2 separate regions of the Mus musculus genome follow, and region 2 is linked to region 1. A link is a loop called in an ENCODE intact Hi-C map of the cell type or tissue named here. Cell type or tissue: left cerebral cortex. All regions are shown on one strand.

Region 1 (8,000 bases):
TTGGAATTATAGCTGTGCTCTACTGTACCATTCTTTGCATCAGCCCTGGGAGTTTTGAAATCAGGTCTTCATATCGGGTATCAAGCGTGTTACCCGCTGAGCCGCACCCCCACACAGGAATGTACAATTTTGTTTAGAAAAGAGATAGAGCAATCCCTATCATCTGCAGCAGGCTAAGAAATGACTGACTGGATCTTCGGGTGATGAGAATACATTCAGAAATGAAAAGTCTGAAAGTTGAAGTCTAGACAGTCAGACATCGACTTCACTACCAGAAACAAAGAGAATTGGGGGGCTGGTGAGATGGCTCAGTGGGTAAGGGCACCCAACTGCTCTTCCAAAGGTCCGAAGTTCAAATCCCAGCAGCCACATGGTGGCTCACAACCACCCGTAATGAGATCTGATGCCCTCTTCTGGTGTATCTGAAGACAACTACAGTGTACTTGCATATGATGAATAAATAAATCTTTAAAAAAAAAAGAGAGAGAGAGAATTGGGAACCCAGCAGAAAGAGGAAGATGTCAGTCAAAGTTTCCCAAGATAAACACAGACATTTGTTCCAGGGAACTGGCTCATGCATTTGTGAGAGTCAGCAAGACCCAAATCTCGAGGGCAGACCACTGTAGCTGGACTTCTGGTGATTTTATGGATTCTTATTTCCTCCAGCCTTCTCCTCGCTTCTCCCTTCCAGACTCTCAACACTAAGTAGGAGAGAAAGAAGGCTGGAGGGGAAGGGGGACATCAGTTATGTTAGACTACTTCCTGTTGATTAGGGCCACCAAGTTCCTTGGGGCAAATTTGATCTTTTAGTCAGCATATCTCCTACCAGTAACCAGTAACCAGTAACCAGTAACCAGTAACCAGTAACCAGTAACCAGTAACCAGTAACCAGCAACCAGCAACCAGAATCCAGCAGACAGCAGACAGCAGACAGCAGACAGCAGACAGCAGACAGCAGACAGCAGACAGCAGACAGCAGACAGCAGACAGCAGACAGAATCCAGCAGATAGCAGACAGCAGAGAACAGACAGAATCCAGCAGGTAGACAGCAGACAGCAGACAGCAGACAGCAGACAACAGACAGAATCCAGCAGATAGCAGACAGCAGAGAACAGACAGAATCCAGCAGGTAGACAGCAGATAGCAGACAGCAGACAGCAGAAAGCAGACAGCAGACACAGCAGACAGAATCCAGCAGACAGCAGCGGGAAGAGCAGCAGCAGCACCCACACCCCTCTCAGGATCAGGACCCTTGCATTTATATACTCTCTCAATAGTCCCCATAATTCCAAATGTCATATACTTGCAAAAAACTATTTGCAACTGGCAAAATGACCCTGCCAGAGCACGAGGTAAATCATAGTCTGCTGCTGTGAACATCCGGAAGCAACCCCACATCCCATACCTGGGACAAAAACATATTTCCATCACATTTCTTTGTTTTTAAAGAAACCAAAATTCTCACTACAGAGCACCAGGCTGTCAACCCAGGGAAGATGTTGTCTCCTTTCAAGTTCAAAGGCAGTTTGGGGTAGGAAGACCTCAGTTTGTTTGTTTGTCTGTGTGTTTGTTTGTCTGTTGTTTTCTTCTCATACCACCTCCAATGGATCAGTGGAGGCCCACCACATTCCAGAGAGCAAACTACTGCTCTGCGCCATCTCTCCTGATGTGACGCTCACCTAAAAAATATTTCACAGTATAAGAGACTAGCATTTCATAAACTGTATCTTTGCAGAAATACAGTTATCCTAAAATCATATCTTAAGAATGTTGTCTAACTAAATAGCTTTAGAGTAGAATATTTAGGATATTCTAGGCAAAAGTGTGTTGTCTGTATGCAGAGCATCTTGCTATTAAGACTAATGATTTTCCAGAGCAGGGAGGAGAACAGAAAGACAGTTGCAATGCGAGACAAGGAAGGAGAGAGGAGCTCTGTCATGAGGCTAGCCAGAGTCGGAGAAGAGCAGACAAACTATCCAGCAAAGGCAAAGTGCCAGTGTCTAAATGGCCAATAGATACAAGTTAGAAATCTCAAACCCCAATCTGTTCAAGATGCAAAAATGGAGAGATCACGTGAGAGTGAACCTGCTGGATATGGAGAACAGAGATGGCAGACTTTCTTGAAGGGAAACACAACCTTACAGAGAGGCCTGGAGGGGTGGAATTCCTCCTGAATGCATTCAAACCCAGTCCACCTGGCCTTGTTTACGCTACTGCGTGTTTTTTTTTTTTTTCAGGAAAATTACTGCAAAAATGCCAGGAAAAGAAATACAATGAAGACTCAGACAAACAAAAGCGAGAGGCTTTGATTTCAAAGGACCTTTATTAAAGATCTTTGGCATTATTTTAGGAAGAAGGAAACTGACCTCAGAGGGAAGGGGTGCTATTTTCGAATACAGGAAAAGCCTGGGAAGTACACTGGCCAATCAAAACAAATATTGGTTCATTATATCAAACAGCAACAGTTCAAACAAGCCCTCTATAGTATAGCATTGGAGCAGGGTCCTCTTGATTCCCATGATCAAGAATATGAATATGAAACTGTTTGCAAGCCACTAAGAGAACAAATTTTACATTATAGCAACATTAAATCTTATCTATAGAATAATACCTATGTTAATTAAGTTAGTCATCTCATAATGCATACACATTTTAAATGTTTATGTTTTACACAACAAATAGAGACAGCTTTGCAACTAAAGATAAAATCCAGGCATGGTGGACCATACTTTACCCCACCCAAGAGACAGTTGGAAAACTGATAGGAGCTAAGGTCAACCTGAGCTACATAGTGGACTTGAGGCCAGCCTGGGCTACATGACACCCATCTAAAAAATACAGTTTGGTTTTTTTTTTTTTAACTTTGAACAACTGTAGTTATTTAAAGTAACTAAAATGAAAGAAAAGAACTTTTTGCTTAATTATATCATTTCATTTTTCTTTCATTTTTGAGAATATAATATAATCACAACATTTTGCCCTTCCCTTTCATCTCTCTGGACCTCCCTGTATTCCTCATCTTGCACTCCTTCAAGTTCATGGTCTCTCCTTTTTAAAAATGTTGTTACATGTGTATATGTATATGTGTCTGTGTATACATGTGTGTGTGTGTGTGTGTGTATTCCTAAATGTGACCTGCTCAGTCTATATGATTGCATTTGTATGTACATTTTCGGGGCTGGCCCCTTGGTCCTGGATAACAAATTGCTGCGCACTTTCCCGGGGAGGACTCCCACTGTCAACATCCCTTCGCTGTCTGAAGCTCTTTGTCTGGGGTTAAGGCCTCATTAGCCTCAGAAGGGGAAAATTTTAAATCCAAGGATCTCTGCCTTCTTGTTGCTTGGGAGGAAAAGAGTAATTACACGTGACCTCTCTGAAACACACAGGAGTTGACTATGTTCAAATTTCTAGAGCACTCTCATTACCAGAGAAGTGTTTCTCCATGGGAGTTGGTTTTGTCCCCCAGGGGACGTGAGGAAATACCTGGAAACACAGTTGACTGTCTCAGCTGGCTAGGTTATCACTGGTACCTAGTAAAGAAAGCTGGCCAAGCTTAGAACCCAAAGTTATGCAAGCAGTCCCCCACACTCACAAGTTACCAGGTCTAAGATGGCCACAGTGGACAGGTTAAACCCCTGCTGGAAAGGTGAAAGTGAACTAAAAAGAACTATTCAGAGACAAGACCACTCCTACAAGAGAGAAAAAGACTTTTTTTCTTTAAAAGGTGGGGCAAAAGAAAAACACAAATAACGTAAATAAATCCCAAAGCAAAAAGACTACGTGAGCCAACAAGCGTTCGAATGGTCATGTTTGCTTGTTTAATCAAATCAAAGAGTGACTTCTGGGGCTAGAGAGGTGGTTTATCAGTCAAGAGCACCCGTGGCTCTGGAAGCGGACTTGGGCTCACTTCCCAGCAATCACGTGGCAGCTTACAACTGCCTGTAACTCCAGCTCCAGGGAGCTGAGGCCCTCTTCTGACCTCTTTGGCCACAAGGCATGCATGTGGTGCACACTCAGCATACATTCAAGCAAATGTTTATAAAATAAGAACAAATAGACCCTTTAAAAGTTTGCTCAGGCCTTGCAAACTGGTGCTGGTATTTGGTCTCAGCAATCTCTATTTTTCTCATGAATAACATTTTCTGTCCAGGCTTACAGAAAGGGTGGTGTTCGTTAGGTGTCACATTCTTGGTGCCAAGGTAGGGGACACTGCCTATGCAGCTCCCAACCATCTGAGAAGCTGTCTGCATTTGCTGATAGGGCATCGTGAGCGCCTCCCCTGTGGAGCCTGCAGGGGCCTCACAGGGAGAGATCCAGGAGTTCAAAGATGAGTTCTAAGGTCTGGGGAATTAAGATAACAGTTGTCTTCCTCGTAGATGTGCTTGGAACCTTGTTTTCTTTCTCTTGCCTCTTAAGGTAGCATAGTCTCACCACGTAACACAGGTTGGCTTGAAGTCATGGTTTTCCTGCCTGAGACTTCTAAGAGCTAGATAAAAAGGCATGCATCGCCGGGCATGGTGGTGCACACCTTTAATTCCAGCACTCGGGAGGCAGAGGCAGGCAGATTTCTGAGTTCGAGGCCAGCCTGGTCTACAAAGTGAGTTCCAAGACAGCCAGGACTATACAGAGAAACCCTGTCTCGGAAAAAAAAAAAAAAAAAAAGAGGCATGCACCATCACATCCTGACTGAACATGTTTTTTTTTTTTTTTTTAAATGTGATATTGATGAAAAAGCACTACCTATTAAAAGCTCGTTATTTGCCAGGTCCTCTATTCTTCTACAGGGATCTCCCACATAGAATAACAAGCAGCCACAGAGCCCTTGGAGCCGCATGGTGTGGGTGGCTGTGCTGAGGCTCTGGCTGTGCTGATAGGATGTGGGCAAAGCTGCTAACTTCACAGCCAGGGAGTGGAGGCAGGAAGAACCCCCAAAGGCAAGGCAAAAGAATTTCTGAGTATTCAAGGTGTTAGGGTCACGGTCAACACCAGCAGGGTGTCCTCTGGGACACCAAGATGTCCTGGCAGAATGTGTCCTCCTGTTTACAGAAGGCCCAAGACACAAACTCTCTCCCTCTCCTCCCCATCCCTGGCCTCCTTTGCTGGCTCTAGCCTGCAACCCCGGGTTGCCTGGGTTGCCCACAGGTTCACTGTGCTTCTTCACAGGGCCCCCTGCTCCAGTGGCTGGATTAACTTCAAAGCACCCCATTTTTCTGTCACTATGGATGTCAGCCTTGCAGCCATGGGGGTGGAGGGGGATGGAAATGCCCTAGTCAGTTTTCCATGCACAGTTCCCCCAACAAGCCACAAATAAAACCATTGGCAGCATAGGCAGAGTTTTAGGGGACAGTGACGCTGGCACTCTCCGTCCCAGGAACGTGCCTGTCCCCTTTGATACTGGCTTTAAGATAAACCAGGTGCAATCTCATTTGGATGAAGTCTGTCTTAGCCACTTTTACTTAATGCTGCCCCCATTGCAACTCAAAATTGAGAATCCACTGATCCTGCTGGCACCCAGGACCACGCTCTTGTCAGCAAACCTCACCCCACCACATACACACCCCAAAATAAATTGCAGCGGAAACAACCCTAGCTAGCTGGCTCCTTCGTTCATTCCACAGCTCCTCGGGCTAAACCCAGTAGGCTTGGACAAGTGTTTTCTGGGAAATGGTTACTTCTGTTTTTAATTCTCAGCTAGCTGGATTCACTCGGTACTCAGACCTGTTCAGGAAATCAGAAGTTAACTCCGTTTCTTTTTAGAGGCCTTTGATCACCTTGGAGCCGTGTCTTTCTGCCCCACCAGTGCTACTGGGGAGCAGCTCTCTATGTCGCTGCTACTCCTCCCTGTGTGGTAGCACCTGGCATGACTCATTCTACAGAGTTAGTACTCAGAATGAGGACTGAATTAATGTATCTTTTTAAAATTGTAACCGAAGTTTTCTTGGCACAACAAGTGAACATGTGGAGTAGAGTCTTTGATACATGCAGATAAAACAAAAAAACACACAAAAAAACAAACAAAACAAAACAAGACACACACACAAAAAAAACTATAGTTAGCCAAAGCACACATGCAAGAGAAAAACAAAACTAGTAAAAACTGTGAGACCCCGACTTAGAGCGTTTCTCCCTGGAAGGTACAGCCCCTGGATGTTCCCCAAGCTTATTTTCCCTGATCTTTAAAAATACAGCTAGAAAAAAGCTCTTTGTTCTCTATAGCCTGCAAAAAGCCTTTTTGTTTCTATACTGTACAACCAGAGATGCCTGCCTTCCTATGCCGAGGACACAGAGATAAAAATTCAGAAAGAACTCACTCCCCACTCCTGCCTTGTAAATTTCACCAAGGACACCCGGAAGAGAAGCACTCTTCCCAACTCCTCCCAACTCCTCCCAACTCCTCAGCTAGCTGTTAAAAGCCCCCTACTGTCACCCCTGGGGTCAAACTCCCCTGCCCTGCACGGCAGAGGGACTTCCGTCCTCAGCTAGCTGATAATAAAATCTCTTGCAGTTTGCATCAGGTGTGGTTTTCTCTCGAGATGTTGGGGTGTTGGCCAGCTCATCCCGGGACTTGAGTGAAGGCCCAGCATCAGTGGTCTTACAAAACTATTCCAGATAAAAACAAATGTAGCTACCCAGGTTATTTTGATGTGAAGGTCTTGGTGTTGCTGTAGCTCTACGGTGCATATGTTGAAATCCAGTCCTGGTATACTGAGAGGTAGTTGTTACCTGTGACGAAGCCACAAGGATGGAGTCCTATGGCTGGGACCAGTCTCTCTATAACAGACACTAACCATCCAAAGACAAACAGGAGGCACCATCTATGAGACTAGGTCCTCATCTGACATTCAATCTGCTTGCACCTCAATCTTGGACACCCCCATCCTTGCAGAACTAAGATCAATAAATGACTACTACTATTACTGCTGCTACATCATTTCTTCTTCTTCTTCTTCTTCTTCTTCTTCTTCTTCTTCTTCTTCTTCTTCTTCTTCTTTCTTCTTCTTCTTCTCCTTCTCCTTCTCCTCCTCCTTCTTCTCTTTCTTCTTTTTCTCTTTCTTCTTCTTCTCTTTCTTCTTCTTCTCTTTCTTCTCTTTCTCCTTCTCCTCCTCCTCCTCCTCCTCCTTCTCCTTCTCCTCCTCCTCCTTCTTCTTCTTCTTCCTCTTCTCCTCCCCCTCTTCCTCCTTTCACCCCTTCTCCCCCCCCCCCACCTTTCTCCTCCTCTTTCTCCTTCTTCTTGAGACAGGTTTCTTCGTGTAGCCCTGGCTGTCCTGGAACTTGCTCTGTAGATCAGGCTGGTCTCGAGCTCTGTACCACCGCCACAGGCTGATCGATAACTTCCTAAAGCTGAGTCAAAGCTGGTTTTCAGTTTCAGCTGTGTATAGCAAGTCACCCAGAATTTTACATCATCTATGTAAAATATCTTAATACTTTTTAGATTGCTAAAATTATAGCCTTTGTTTTAGTTAGCAGATTTGTTTTAAAATCTGAGGTAAAAGGGTGAGGTGGGAGGCTGGAGATTCACAGCTATTCTCAACTGCACAGGTCTAAGCTTCTCAAGACCAGACTTAAGGATTTACTTATAAACTTCAGGAGTCAAGAGTCTTCCACCTTAAGGACTTACTGTGTACCCGAGTTTGGTTTGTGCTCAGTTTTCGGAGTTCTTATAAAGACTGTATGCTGAGGCTGAGGTCTTCACCGGGAGCTAGTGTGTGAGACTCGGAGGCCCAGCAGAGACATTTGTTGCCACTCCATCCCCTCCTCCCCCCACCATGAAGCAAGGAAGAAGGAAAGCTACAATAAGGGTAGATGAATGGTCACAGAATATTGTGTTTTTAAAAATCAGCCCCACCTTTCTTCTACTAGATCTAAGAACTCCTAGCTGGAAAAAAGGTTATTTAAAATGACAAACTGCTTTTGCTAAACCAAATGAGGGGACCCTCACTGTTCACTGTCCCTGCCTTAAACCAGCTTCAGCCTGGAAGCCGATCACAGTGTCACAGCC
Region 2 (8,000 bases), 56 kb before region 1:
TTCTACCTCTTCGGTTGCTTTCTTTTCATACGAAAAGTATTGTTCACCTGGAACTCTCAGTAGGTGACATCTAATCAGCCAGATGACTTTCTTACAACCCTAGGGCAAAGTCCCTGGGTTTCTCTTTGGTATGGCAGCATCTGTAACAGTTACCAATGCTTCGGCCACACCCACTTTGCCTGCAAGCAATTTTAAATCCACCCCCTTCCTTGCCAGACTCCATGTTGTTCCCGTGTTTCCACCTCACTGTACTCCCTCACCATAGACACGGATAAGGTTGTGAGCAGTAGCCATGACAGCCTGCACGAGCACGCCATCTTTAATTCAGATGCCCTTCTCCATACAAATTAATGTCACTCCCCTCTCAGCCTGCTCAGATTCTCAGGACACAGGCAGATTCTTTGCCCGATAATAGCACAAATGACCTCGAGCCAACTTCCCCAAAGAGTTCTTGTTCCTCTATGAAGCTAGAGAGGACAGTCTTTACTGTGTGTATGGCTGAGAACGTTTTTGGTCTTTAAAGCTTTAAGCCCTTCAGAGGCACTTAAAAGCTTCTATAACCAACGGCTCCAAAATCTTCCACATTCCTCCCAAAAACCCATTCCCAAGGCTTAGGAACCACACGGTCAAGTTTGTAAGAGCAAAGGCTGCACTTGTTGCGAGTTTTCTGTATGAGTTGCCTTGTCCCCTGTTGTAACCAAATACCCGGCCAGAAGCAACTCCAAGGAGAGAGTTATCTGGTTCACAGTTTGAGCAAGTCTAATCCATCCTAGCGGGGAAGACAGGAGAGTCAGGGGTGGCTACCGTAATGTCGGTAACATTACGGTAAGGGGTCTCATGTACATATAGTCATGCTGTGCAACTATGTCAAAAAACAAGAAAATTGTCTTTGGTTGGAAGGCTTCCCAAATTTATTAGGCAAAGAAAAATTAGGTAGAACGGGGCTGTATAGTCTACCTCTTGCCTGAAAGAAGAGGGAAATGCGTTTGGCCAGAATGGTGGTGTCTGTCTGTAGTCCTAGCGTTTGGGAAGCTGAGGCAAGAGGCTCTCTCAGGTTCGAGCCAGCCTGGGCTCGAACGTCTCCACAGCAATGTAGGATGGCCATAATTGCCTATAACCCCTTCAACTGCTTAAGCCTCCACAGGCAACAATGCGCACACGTGCACATTCCCACACAGAGACATAATTAAATTTTTAAGATTTAATTATTTAATACTGAAATTAACCAAATGCCTATTGCCTGTTCAAAATTTAAGTTTTTGGTTTTTTGGTTTTTTTGGTTTTAAGTCGTTTTAACTAGGGATTGATACCACAGCGGAAGGTGAGCTAAGCAAGTCCCAGGGATCAAGGAAGGACTGAAACCAGAATTTGGCTACTTTTTAATTTATTTTTAAAGACAGGTAGCTCCTCTAGCTGGCTTCAAACTTGCTATGTAGCCGAGGATGACCTTGAATGCCTGACCTTTCCCCCACCTCTCTGCTTAGAGGACAGATGTGACACGCACAGTAAACTCATGCAAGTTTAACCCTAATCCTAACCAATCCAGGGCTACCACGGGGCCGCATCTGCAGCTAAATCTGGCTCGTTCTTACTCGTCTCTCGTTAGCGTGTATGTGTCTATCATGTAAATTACAATATAATTGGGTGCTTCTGAGTTTTGACCAACTCAATATTGATCTCTTTCAGGTGTGAGAGCAGAAAAACGGACTTAAGAGCTGAGCAGGATGCGTTCACGGTGCACCGTCTCTGCCGTCGGTCTCCTCAGCTTGTGTCTTGTGGGTAAGGGCTACTTCTCAGCACAGCCCTTAGAGGAGAAAGCCTCTGTTTCTGTCATCACAGAGAGCCCTGGTGTGGAGCAGCACACTGATGTCCATATCTGGAGAACCCAGATCAGCACGGCCAGCATCAGGCACCCCACGGGGGTCTTCCCCTTCATTTTAGCTAAGCCAGAATAATATAGGCTACAGCCATATTCAGGAAACGGCCTTGTTTATAATTCAAAGGGTTGCGGCTCTGCACACCCTGAATCTCACGCCCGGTGGCGTTTAGAAGGTGGCCATCCCTTTATCTCTTCCCATATAAACTAACTTGAAAAATCCATCCCTACACATTGATTTATACTCTTCCTTTCTTTTTAGCCCTTATCTTTTCTATATCTGTATTTCTTCACGTCCTTTCTGTTCCTTCCTCTGAACTGTTTGAATTCCACAATGTCATCTCTCCCATTCATTGTCCTCAGCGGATCCAGGAGTATGACAAATGTCTCAGTGTGGACATCCACAGTTAATGTGTCCCGCCTATGGTTTCTAAAAAATACCAGGAACTCTACTCCCTGTAAGTCACTGCAAGATCAGGAAACAAATGACCCCTCTTGCCCATCCCTACTCTAAGGGACGACACTCACTAACTCCAATCACAAATACCCTCTCTTCATCTGCCACTCTTGTTAAATATCTTTACTTTAAATGTATTAATTAACAGCGTGCTTATTTCTGTTCCGAGAAATGTGTCACATAGACAGCCACTTCTCAGACACTCTCTCAACCCTTCCAACCCCTGCCGTTTGTGTCAAGTCCCAGCGGCCTCACTTTACATCCGCCCCGATTGCCACCTTCAGATGGCACACGTGTCATGTCGGCCATACCACATTACCCAAGAGCATCCATACTCTCCACAGGATTTTTGTTAGCACAAGAAAATCTCAACCCTTAAGTAGCACATGTATGTCATAGAGCCTTACATTTAGAGTAATGTTGACAGTCTGGGCCCGTAACAAGCCCTGTTGTAATCTGTTGTGCTTCCTTCTAGTGTCTGCGAGCCTAGAGACTATCACACCGTCTGCTTTTGATGGTAAGAACTGTTCTGAGCTTGACTGAATTTAATGTAAGGGTCAAAGTATCTGGCTAACAGGCAGGAAAGGGGGGGGGGAGTTTGATTTCTGACCCCAGATATGCTGACCAGTTTATTGGAATCCTTTCTAGGTAGAGGAGCTAAGGGTGTTTTTCATTATTTGTGCTCTAAACTATTATAAGAGGGAACAAAAACAAAAACAAAAACAAAAACAAAAAAAGCACTAGTGATTATTAGGAGGCCCTCTTAAAGGCACACTGAAGCTTTTCAGCTCACTAAGAAAAGGATGAAGAAAACAGAACAGGGTCCAGACGAATGTCTCTTTAATTTCCAATCGTCTACAGATTAGTTTCAGGCAAAGGAAAATAAATTTCTTCAACTGAAATTTGTTCTCCTTTGTGTGATGAGGGGAATAAAAATGCAGTGGGGATTTGAGATCAAGGGTGGGAAGGAGGGGGGTGGGGAGGGAAGGATAATGGGGAGAGACTTCAGGAGGGAGGGAGACAGAAAAGGGAGAGTGTGGGGGAGAGAGAGAAAGAGGGACAGTTGGGGAGGGAGGGAGGAATGAGGGGGAGAGGGGTGGGTGGCACAGCAGTTTATGGGCCAGTTGAGAGAGGAATATTTTGAATCCGTGAACTCAAAACAGTTCAGAGAAGCCCTTTGTCCTGTGTTTACAGGGTGCCGAGTTCCCATTTGTTAGTTTTCCTGCCCTGATAATAAGTTGTCACTAATCAACTGAATTGCTTCACTTCCCGTGTCCAGTGGACTTCCTGCTTGGTCTAAGTGCCAGAATGCTTCCACTAGGGCTTGCCTGTGAGCCGTGTGTGTCCGAGCTCCTAAGGGAGTGCCACCCTAGTTCCAAATCTCATCGTTTCTTCTCATCGTTTCTTCTCATCGTTGCCTCCTGTTCTTTCTAGGGTATCCAGATGAACCTTGCACTATAAACATAACAATACGAAATTCCCGGCTAATTTTATCCTGGGAATTAGAGAACAAGTCTGGCCCACCCGCTAACTACACCCTCTGGTACACAGTCATGAGGTCAGTTGGCGTGGCCTTTTTGTGTTTTTTGTTTTTTCTCTCTCTCTCACTGAGTATGTTACCTCTCCTCCATTGCATGGTTTCTCCCCTCGCTAGGCATACTTCCTGCCCCAGAACTTTTTAGGTTAACTTACATGTTTTGGGGAGGGGTGTGTGTGTGTGTGTGTGTGTGTGTGTGTGTGTGTGTGTGTGTTGACACTGGAAGTTCCTCAATCACTCTCTGCCTTATTTTTTGACACAGTCTCTCTCACTGGGCTTGAGTTTTTTGCTAGGTTATCTGGCCAGCCATCTTTCCAGTTCTCTGTCTTGTTGGGGTTTTTTGTTTGTTTGTTTGTTTTGTTTTGTTTTGTTTTTTTTGTTTTCTGACTCATAAAAGGCCAAAGTCAAAACACCTATCCTTTCCTAATTAATTTAAATTCTTCTGTAGCCCAAAGCTATTGCAGCAGGAGCCAAGCTTGTGTTTATAAGCCAAATCCTGGCAGTTTGCAGTTTGCACAGTGATTCCTCCGAGGTCACTCTAGAGTTTACAAGTCCGAATTTCCATCAGGCTCAAGGTCTCGTGACCATATTGGTGGTTTATGTCCCTGTTTCTTTACTCATGGAGACAAGGTATACTCCAGAAAGCCCTACTTGGCAAGCTTGGGTCCAAAGCCACTAGATCACTGGACTGCTTAATATTTAGCCCAGAGTTTTTGTCTTTGCCTAAACATTGCTATGGGGATAAGGATGGAATTGGCAGGGACCACCTTGGCCCTCCTCTGCCCACAAACAACAGCCGCTTTCCGAAGTCCTTGCTTTTCTCAGTAGCTCTTTGGAGAGAGTGTATCTATGATGTAAGTCCTGTAGCCCTGGCCCGAAACTGTCTATTCTCTTGTATATCATAACTCCAACGGTTATACCAGCCAGGAGAAAGCATGAGTGTCTTGTGACTTTGCCTTCCTCCTGCAAAACTCACATTTCCTCTGCTGATGATCACACATATCGCTAGCTTGCGCGTTCTGGTTTCATCTCTGTGGTTGTGATAAAATACTCTGGCCAAAAGGAACTTGGGAAGCAACGGGTGGTTGTCGAGGGAACTCAAGGCAGGAGTTTCAGGTATCCCATCAGTCCTGAGCAGAGAGAGGATACATGCTGGGCTCCCTTGCTTGCAAACTACCCAGCTAGCTTTCCATCATTACACAATCCAATGCCCAACCCACAGAAGGCTGCCAGCCACCCTACAGTTAACCATGGAGATGGTCACCTGCAGACATGCCCACAGGCGAACCTAGATAATCCTTCAACCCTGGGTTCTCTTCTATCTCCTGTTGACAGTTGGAACTAACTAGCACACTCCCTTACTTTCCCAAGCTTGGTGAATCAGCTGTCCCTGATGTCCCTAAATGAACAGAATTCTGACTTAAGATGTAAGGCTATGTGACCTTCAGCCAGAGACACATCTCAAAGAAAGCACTGCTAATTATCCTAGGGAGGGAAGTCTGGGGCCCAGGCCGAGAAAAGCCCAAACCCAGGGCTCCTTCCTCCCTCCCTCCCTCCCTCCCTCCCTCCCTCCCTCCCTCCCTCCCTCCCTCCCTTCCTCCCTCCCTCCCTTCATATATGCATGCAGTAGATTCTATCTATTAAACAATAAAAGTATAATGACTCAGTTGGGGATGAACCATTAAGGGAAAACAAATCCAGAAGAGATTAGAAGTGGGTGGGTGGGTAGGGGTTTGCGAAGTTGAATGTGTTCAGTTTTAGAATGATGTGATTGTGGGATATCTGGGCAACGCCTACAAACCATTTCTTTTAGCCATCATAAAAGATATGAGGCACAGGAAACGGATTCTCACCACACGCATGTTCGTCTTTCCTTCTTCAATCTTTCCCCCTCCAAAGCAAAGACGAAAATCTGACGAAGGTTAAGAACTGTTCAGATACCACGAAGTCATCATGTGACGTGACAGATAAGTGGTTGGAGGGCATGGAGAGCTACGTCGTCGCCATCGTCATAGTGCACAGAGGGGACTTGACCGTGTGCCGCTGCTCAGACTACATCGTGCCTGCAAACGGTGAGTGGGTGTCTGTGTCTCTCAACCTCATCAGTGGTTTGCTGTGAACGAGGAAGGTGTTTGGCTGGAGAGCTGGCCTGACTCCTGGCCCTACCTTATGTGGCCATTTGGTTGCTCAGAGCCTCAGCTTTCCGATCTAGAAAATGGGTTCATAACCTTAGCTTCTCAGGTTTTTGTTCGGCACGTGTATAAGGCAGGTTTTCAGAGGTAATTGTTGCTGTCTTTCTGTTCACTTTACAACCTGGCAGGAAGCAGGCAGAGGCTTTGCATGGGTCTTTCTATACCATCACATCTCTTTAGGGCAGTATCTTTCTGTCCACCACCTGAGACTGTAAGTCAAGAAGGCTATATATATGAACACTTAGGGCACTCAGCTCACAAGGCAAGTGGGGCCCAGGAGTGGGGTGACCCTTCTATCTTCCCATGTCCTGAGCACTTATGCTAGTGGCTCCAGCTCCACTGTGTTTTCAGTGACTAAATTTATAACTGGTTTCCATGGTAACGTTTTTTTGGTTTCAGCAGGTGTGTGCACTCGTACATACTTGGGAAAATGACAACGGTTGAAACCATGACCAGATCATGAGTCAGTCTTAGGAGGTCATCCCAGGGGTGTGGAGGTTGTCCCAGGGGTGTGATTGTTTGGATCAACAATCACATCTGTGCATTGCACTCACAGAAAAAAAAAATCAAAGCACAGCTTATAGATCGTGATAAAGAATATATATTAAAGTAATAAGTATTTTTCATGATCCAAATCCTAAATATAAAAAAGATACTAAAACCTAAGGCCACCAGATGTGGTGGTGCACACTTGCAATCTCAGCACCCATGAGCCTGACACAGGAGGAGTACAGAGGTTTGAGGTCAGCCTAATGTTACATAGAAAGTAGGAAGCCATCCAAGACTACATAGCAAGATGATGTGTCAAACAAACAAACAAACAAACAAACAAAGGAGTTACAGAGACAAAGTTCGGAGCAGAGACTGAAGGCATGACCATCCAGAAACTGCCCCACCTGGGGATCCATCCCATAAACAACCACTAAGCCCAGACACTATTGCAGATGCCAACAAGAGCTTGCTGACAGGAGCCTGCTATAGCTGTCTCCTGAGACGCTCTGCCAGTGCCTGACAAATACAGAAGTGGATGCTCACAGTCATCCATTAGACGGAGCACAGGGTCCCCAGTGGAGGAACTAGAGAAAGTACCCAAGGAGCTGAAGGAGTTTGTAGCCCCCTCAGAGGAACAACAATATGAACTAGCCAGTAACCCTAGAGCTCCCTGGGACTAAACCACCAACCAAAGAAAACACACGGTGGGACTTATAGCTCTAGCTGCATATGTAGCAGAGGATGGCCTAGTCGGTCATCAATGGGAGGAGAGGCCCTTGGTCCTGTGAAGATTTTATGCTCCAGTATAGGGGAATGTCTGGACCAGGAATCGGGAGTGGGTGAATTGGGGAGCAGGGGGAGGGGGTGAGGATAGGGGATTTTTGGAGGGGAAACTAGGAAAGGGGATAATATTTGAAATGTAAATTAAAAAATATCTAATAATAAAAACACCAAACAAACCCCCCAGGACTAGGAAAAAAAGACAGACATCATTCTTTGACATATTTCTTCTGAACAGATCCAGCAATATATTTTGTTTTCTTTTTTTGTTTTGTTTTGTTTTGTTTTAAAGTAACATAAGCCAACAAGATGGCTCAGTGGGTAAAGGCACTTAGCACCAAGCCTAATGACCTGAGTTCAGTCCCTGGGAACCCACAAGGTAGAGAGAGAGAGCTGATCCCTACAAGTTGTCCCCTGACATTCACACATGTGCTGTGACAGAGTGGCCCATACACTTACACATACTCAAACACAAAACAAAATAAATTAAAAATGTAAAAAAAAAAAAATTTAATTTTTTTAAACGGTTACCTTAAATAGATGTACTTACATCAAAAGAGAGAGAGAATAAAATTTAAAACCTTTCTCACGTGACTCAGAATTCCTCTCTAATAATTTGTTATAAAGAAATGACCAACAGGACTGGAGAGCTGGCTCTGCAGTTAA

What was found. Peaks named below come from ENCODE experiments on the same cell type or tissue, not always from the same donor. Only the 100,000 strongest peaks of a DNase experiment are listed, where the experiment ranks them.
Region 2: a loop joins it to region 1, with 7 times the contacts of the local background. A loop is called at or near these places in 3 of 42 quality-filtered maps.

The regions. Positions count from the first base shown.
Region 1 is chr16:91,437,706-91,445,705 of GRCm38, forward strand. No RefSeq gene overlaps it. Among named protein-coding and RNA genes, the nearest start is that of A930006K02Rik, 23 kb to the right of the region's middle. In left cerebral cortex, a CTCF peak has its summit at 3,976 (motif pointing left); DNase peaks (open chromatin) are centred at 3,932, 4,864 and 5,838; H3K27ac peaks cover 1,668 bases.
Region 2 is chr16:91,382,175-91,390,174 of GRCm38, forward strand. Ifnar2 (interferon (alpha and beta) receptor 2) reads left to right here. Exons shown (of 9, transcript NM_010509.2): 2 at 1,687-1,779; 3 at 2,809-2,850; 4 at 3,768-3,891; 5 at 5,770-5,942. The coding sequence starts at 1,725. Among named protein-coding and RNA genes, the nearest start is that of Gm36587, 6.9 kb to the left of the region's middle. In left cerebral cortex, a CTCF peak has its summit at 3,657; no DNase peak of the experiment used is centred here; H3K27ac peaks cover 814 bases.